Linked DNA regions of Homo sapiens: region 1 is linked to region 2. A link is a loop called in an ENCODE intact Hi-C map of the cell type or tissue named here. Cell type or tissue: PC-9. All regions are shown on one strand. Each heading gives the region's core, and the rest is flanking DNA. Links, peaks and the distances in the headings are about the cores only. Region 1 overlaps LDLRAD3 (low density lipoprotein receptor class A domain containing 3). Region 2 overlaps LOC124902661 (a long non-coding RNA gene).

Region 1 (2,909 bases), core at 144-2,643, 140 kb after region 2:
GGATGGCTGACTTTGCACTACAATAGGAGAAATTGCAGCAGAATAGGAGAAATAGTAGCATAATACCTTTGCATTTCCTAACAATCAGAGCTGCATGATTTTTGAATTCCATGTTGTTCCATGCTCTGGGCTACGTCTTCCTGCACAGAGTCTTTGCTGACACTGTTCTCTAGACCTGAAGGGTGCTTACTTTTTATCTCTGTGTGTCTATCAACATCCACTGTAGATGCTACCCTCTTTCTCGGAATCTTTTTTGATTTATTTGAATTTTGACTTTATCTTAAGGACACCAGGGAGCCATTCAATGACCTTTTAAAGTTAAGAAATGATTCATTTGGTGTTTAGACAGATCCTTCTGGCCACAGAGGGGAGAGTGGGTTGGAGAGGGGCAAGCTGGCAGGCAGGGAGGCCAAGTTGGGAAGTTGTGCTGTGCAGCAATCCCTGTAAGAAAGGGTGGCTGCTTTGGCTGGAGTCGCAACTGTGGCAATGGAGAGTCGGGGACTGGCCACATATAGGGGTTGATAGATTGAGGAGGGGACAAGGGAGATTTCTAGGATTCTGATGTGGGCAGTTGGGCAGGGTAGAGCCCCTCATTGTAGTTTCTCTCCTGGAGTTCTCCAGTGAGCGATGAAAGCTCATTTTCAGTAATGAAACGTGCATGTGCGTTATTAATTCTGTATAATGCAGCAGATGGTCTACAAGGGAAATTCCATGCAACAAGGCCGGTGGGGTGTTGCTTGCCTGTGACGGTGTCCATTGCAATTGGTTGTTGCCCGCTTGTTCTAGTTATAAAATATTTTTAGTATCACCCCAGTGGTACTATCACCAGACTACAGAATTAGTGCTCATCTGTGTTTGGAAAAGCCAGGGGACACGTCAGAGGAAAGGCGACATATTTGTTTGCTGAAGGGTGTGTATGGATTTACTGGGAGACCCAGCAGGCCGAAGGGCATCCCTGGTAAAAAGAACAGCACGCATAAAGGATAGTGGCCTGTAGGAGGATATGATGTTAGGGATCTGGAAATCTAGAGATGCTTCTCTTTGGCAAGGTTTATGAAAGAGAATCAGGGACCTTCTCTTCTGCTACCCCGAGGCGGGTCTAGACATCCCTGTTCTTATTTTGCTGTGTGTGCCTTTCCAGCCTAAAGGTATAATAAGCCCTAGCCTTTATCTCTGCATCTTTAGAACATAGCACAAGTATCTGGTCATAAATGTCCAGTAAATGCTTATGGAATGACTCAGGAGGGAGCTCTGGAGTTGTGGTGTGCTGAAGGACTGGTCTTTTTTTTTTTTTTTCCTGCTTTTCCCCAAAACTCTTTTACTCACATGGCTCCTTATCTCTCAGCCATTGATCACAATGGATCAGACTGGTCAGATCGATCAGATCCTGGCTCCCTTGAAAATCTCCCCCCAGGGTCTACTGGTAGATGAACTCAGCACCCTGCCCACCTCCACCGCCACAGCACTGGTGTTCTCTCTTTGCTTTCTAGCCTGAGGGTTGGCTGTTCGGGTTGGGGGCTTTGGCACTTTATGACCATGTTCAGTGGAGTTGAATCTGAACTTGCAGCTTGGTTCTCAGCTTCCAGTAACTCTTGAAAGGCAATTCCATGACCTTGGGACCCTGCTGGAGGTTACAAATCCCAAGTTCAAGATTCAATGTGGCCTTTTCTACCTGTGCCACCTCAGGCAGGTTGGTTTTATAGGTCTGGGCTCCTGTTTCCTAGAGTGAAATGATCTCCCGGTATTCCTTCCAACTTGGCCCAACTTCAAGGATTCTGTGATTGTAAGGGCTACAGAGTGTGAGGCCTGGAAAGATCTTGCAGTTCCTAATGTTGGAGACATTGGGAGTCCAGTGCTCACTCCTGTCTAGAATTTTAATTTTTAACCACTGCTGATGGCCAGAAAAGAACATTTGGATTTTACAACCAGTCTTTGATGGAGAAAGAAAAAAAGTCAGTGAACACCCATTTTGTGCCTGACATTCAAGTATGTTTGTTCCCTGTATTTCTCCATTTAGTCCTCTCAGAATCTCTGGAGGTGGACTGGGGCAGATTATTAGTCCATTTCACAGATGAGGAAACTGAAGGTCAGAGAGGTTGAGTCATCTACCAGAAGTCTCACCTATACCAAACCACACACCTTTCAGTTGAGGGGCGCTGAGGTCCCTGCTGTTGCTGTGCCGTCTGACCTGTCCCCTCTCTCTGACAGAGAGCCAGCTGCTCCCCGGGAACAACTTCACCAATGAGTGCAACATACCAGGCAACTTCATGTGCAGCAATGGACGGTGCATCCCGGGCGCCTGGCAGTGTGACGGGCTGCCTGACTGCTTCGACAAGAGTGATGAGAAGGAGTGCCGTGAGTGGCCTGGCCCTTTGCTGGGGTGGGGTGGCAGCCATCCTGGGGCAGAGGGGAGCAGGTCCTGAGCAGGCTTAGACCCTGCACACTCTGCTTGCTGCAAGCTGGTGGTTTTGTGCCTCTTGCCAGCAGTCCTGCTTCTTTGCTGTATCTCCATCTCAGAGTCACATGCTCTGTGTAGACACAGGGATCTTGGTGGTGGTGGAGCCAACGCTTTGAGAGAGCAGAAGGTTTTACCATCAGGCTCTACTAATCCCTACCCTGGAGTCCCATCCTTGCCTTCGCTTTATGTACGAGCCAACTGAGCATCCCAGAGGTTATGTGGCTGCAGCATCTTAAAACCAGCAAGTGGCACATTGGACTTGGGAACCCAGGGCTGCCTGACACCAGAGTCCATGCTGGTGACCATCTTACAGAGCACCGTGGAATTTTCTTGATGATTAAATGAGGCATAGCATCCTGCCAAGTATTCAGCATGGAGTTGGGACTGAATACATAGTAACGTGCTTTCCCATCCCCTTTTCTCTGCCGATAGATATGGCTTGAGCTTTGCT
Region 2 (2,909 bases), core at 208-2,707:
GTGGGATGGACTATTAGTGTCCCCCTAAAACTCATAAGTTAAAATCGAATTTGCAATGTGATGGTATTTGGAGGTGGGTCCTTTGGAAGGTAATTAGGTCATAAGGGTGGAACCCTCATGAATGGGATGAGTGACCTTGTAAAGGGAACCCCAGAGAACTTTCTTGCCCTCCCTCTTTCTGCCATGTGGAGATACAAGGAGAAGTGGACACTCTGCAACCAGGAAGAAGACCCTCACTAGAACTGACCATACTGGAGCCCAGAGCTTGGACTTGCAGCCTCTGGAACCACAAGAAATAAATTTTTGTTGTTTATAAACCACCCAGTTTACAGCTGATATAGTTTGCATGTTTGTCCCTTCCAAATCTCATGCTGAAATGTGACCTCCAATGTGGAAGGTGGGTCCAGTGGGAGGTATTTGAGTCATGGGCGTGGATCCCTCATGAATATCTTGATGCCCTCCCCACAATAATAAGTTCACATGCGATCTTTCTGGTTGTTTAAAAAAAAAAAAAAAACAAGAGAGAGATGGGGACCTCCTCTCTCTCTCTCGCCATGTGATACGCCTGCTCCCCCTTTGCCTTTCATCATGATTGTAAGCTTTCTGAGGCCTTACCAGGAGCCAAGCAGATGTGGGTGCCATGCTTGTATAGCCTGCAGAATCGTGAGCCAAATAAGCCTCTTTCCTTTATAAATTACCCAGTCTCAGGTATTCCTCTATAGGAATGCAAAATGGACTAACACAATGGCACTTTGTTATAGCAGCCTGAATCAAGACAGGTAGTTGCTTTTCCAGCTGTAAAGAGACTGGGCCTATCTTGGATTCTCAGGTTTCCAGCCTTCTCCATAACATCCCCTATGACCCCAAAGGAGTTGTGAATGTAAGTAGGCATATAATTAAAAATTCATGCATCTTGAAAACTTTCAATGTGTTGGCACTGTTCTAAAGAGCTTTGCATATATTAACTCGTTTAAGCCTCACAACTACCCCGTGAGATACTATGATTGTCCCTGCTTTACAAATGAAGAAACTGAGGCACTGAGGAGAAGTAACTTGCCAAAGCAAGCTTTTAATATTGGAGAAAAGACCCTAACAAAAAAGAAGGCTTACTATGTGACAATCATTTTAACAAACACTTTCATAGCATTTTTCTTAATCCACAACACAAACCTGCAAGAAATAGGTCAAAGGCCTATTTTAACGATAAAAAATGAGGCCCTTGAAGGGTAAGTGACTTGCCCATTGTCATACGGGACGTGGCAGGTGTGGGTTCAAAGTCTAGGTCTGTTGCTTTCAAAGCCTTCTTTCCTCAACACCCAGCTGCCTCCCTGCTCCCCTACCCTCTCTCTGCTCTCAGCTTCAGATGTGTGCTTGGCAGATCCAGAAAAATCCCTCGGGTGCTGGCCAGCTGCCTAAATGAGGAATGAGGTGACAGCCCTGAATTTACACATGCCCAGGCACCTCCAGGCAGCTGTTACCTGCACCCAAGTCTATGCTGATGTGCTTTACCACAAGCCTTGGGTCAGAGATGAGTGAGAAAAGTGGGCAGAAAAGGAGCAGGATAAATGGGCTGCAGTAAGCCCAGCTGTTTTGGCTTCAAGGCAAGAGTTCAGTAAATCCAGAAACACCTGTGCCTGTGACATTCCTGCGGTCGAAGCTGCCTCAGGGCTTGGCTCTGCTTCCCGGGATGAGGCAAGAGTTCAGAGGAGATGGACAGAAAAAACTCTCCTGACTGTCAGGAGAAGGGAAGAGCCCCATCTATGAAGTCAGACGGGCTAGCCTAGGAGAAATTCATACTGTGTATCCATCCACATACCTGTGTTATCTGTGAGTAGAAAACCTGCTTCCCTGCACATAACACGCACTCACTTGTCCATGTTAACTCCCTCGCCTCTCCACTCTCCTGTCCTCATCTCCAGAGTTTGAGGTACCCCTTGACTTAACATGGAAGTCAGCAGGCCATCCTCATGAGCTAGAAATTGTTAGCTCTCCTTGCATTTCTCTAAGGCAATGGTCTGAGACCTCTTTTGGGTACTTGGGATGATTGCATTTTGCTGTAATACAGGGGAAAGAAGAGAGCTGTGGGAGTCAAATTTTGGGGGCTTAAAGATCACCTGGAGTGTGTGTTAGAAACACAGACTCCAGTTTCATTCCAGTAATTCTTATTCATTGGGTGCCCCTATGAATGGGCTTTTTTTTTTTTTTTTTTTTTTTTTGACAGAGTCTTGCTCTGTCACCCAGGCTGGAGTGCAGTGGCACAATCTCAGCTCACTGCAAGCTCTGCCTCCCAGGTTGACGCTGTTCTCCTGCCTCAGCCTCCCGAGTAGCTGGGACTACAGGTGCCCACCACCACGCCCAGTTAATTTTTTCTTGTATTTTTAGTAGAGACGGGGTTTCACCGTGTTAGCCAGGATGGTCTCGATCTGACCTCATGATCTGCTCGCCTCGGACTCCCAAAGTTCTGGGATTACAGGCGTGAACCACCATGCCTCGCTGAATGGGTATTTCCAAGCCACCATCTGGCCACACTTAGAGAAGCTCTGGATTAAGAAGAGTTTCAGGCATTCAAGAAAAGCATCCCATATTCATCCTCTTTGACAAATTATTAGATCCTGGTTACCTTTAACCAGTTTAACGTAAAATTTCAGATTATGTCTTCATAAGAATTTATAACAAATTTTTAAATTTCAGATTCCATTGAAAAGCTGATGAACATCTAAAAAGAGAGAAGGTAGGGCTTATCTCCAAAATCAAAATGGTAGTTGCTTTTTTATCCTTGGGAGACTAGACTTGTCTTTAGGGTTCTTCAGTCCCTTCCAGAAGCCAGTTTTGTTTTTCCGTGTTTGTGTCTGTGGTAGACAGAATTTTGGCCCCCATTAAGCTGTGAAGTGTGTGGTAAGTTGTTATAT

The links. Peaks named below come from ENCODE experiments on the same cell type or tissue, not always from the same donor. Only the 100,000 strongest peaks of a DNase experiment are listed, where the experiment ranks them.
Region 1: it touches region 2 in a loop (7-fold over the local background); 2 of 110 quality-filtered maps call a loop at or near these places.

Annotation. Positions count from the first base shown.
Region 1 is chr11:36,033,895-36,036,803 of GRCh38, forward strand. It overlaps LDLRAD3 (low density lipoprotein receptor class A domain containing 3), which reads left to right. Exons shown (of 6, transcript NM_174902.4): 2 at 2,209-2,355. Among named protein-coding and RNA genes, the nearest start is that of MIR3973, 25 kb to the left of the region's middle. In PC-9, for the core only: no CTCF peak of the experiment used is centred there; a DNase peak (open chromatin) is centred at 1,207; H3K4me3 peaks cover 493 bases; H3K27ac peaks cover 1,679 bases.
Region 2 is chr11:35,892,647-35,895,555 of GRCh38, forward strand. LOC124902661 (a long non-coding RNA gene) reads left to right here. Exons shown (of 2, transcript XR_007062655.1): 2 at 1-320. Among named protein-coding and RNA genes, the nearest start is that of LDLRAD3, 50 kb to the right of the region's middle. In PC-9, for the core only: no CTCF peak of the experiment used is centred there; a DNase peak (open chromatin) is centred at 1,665.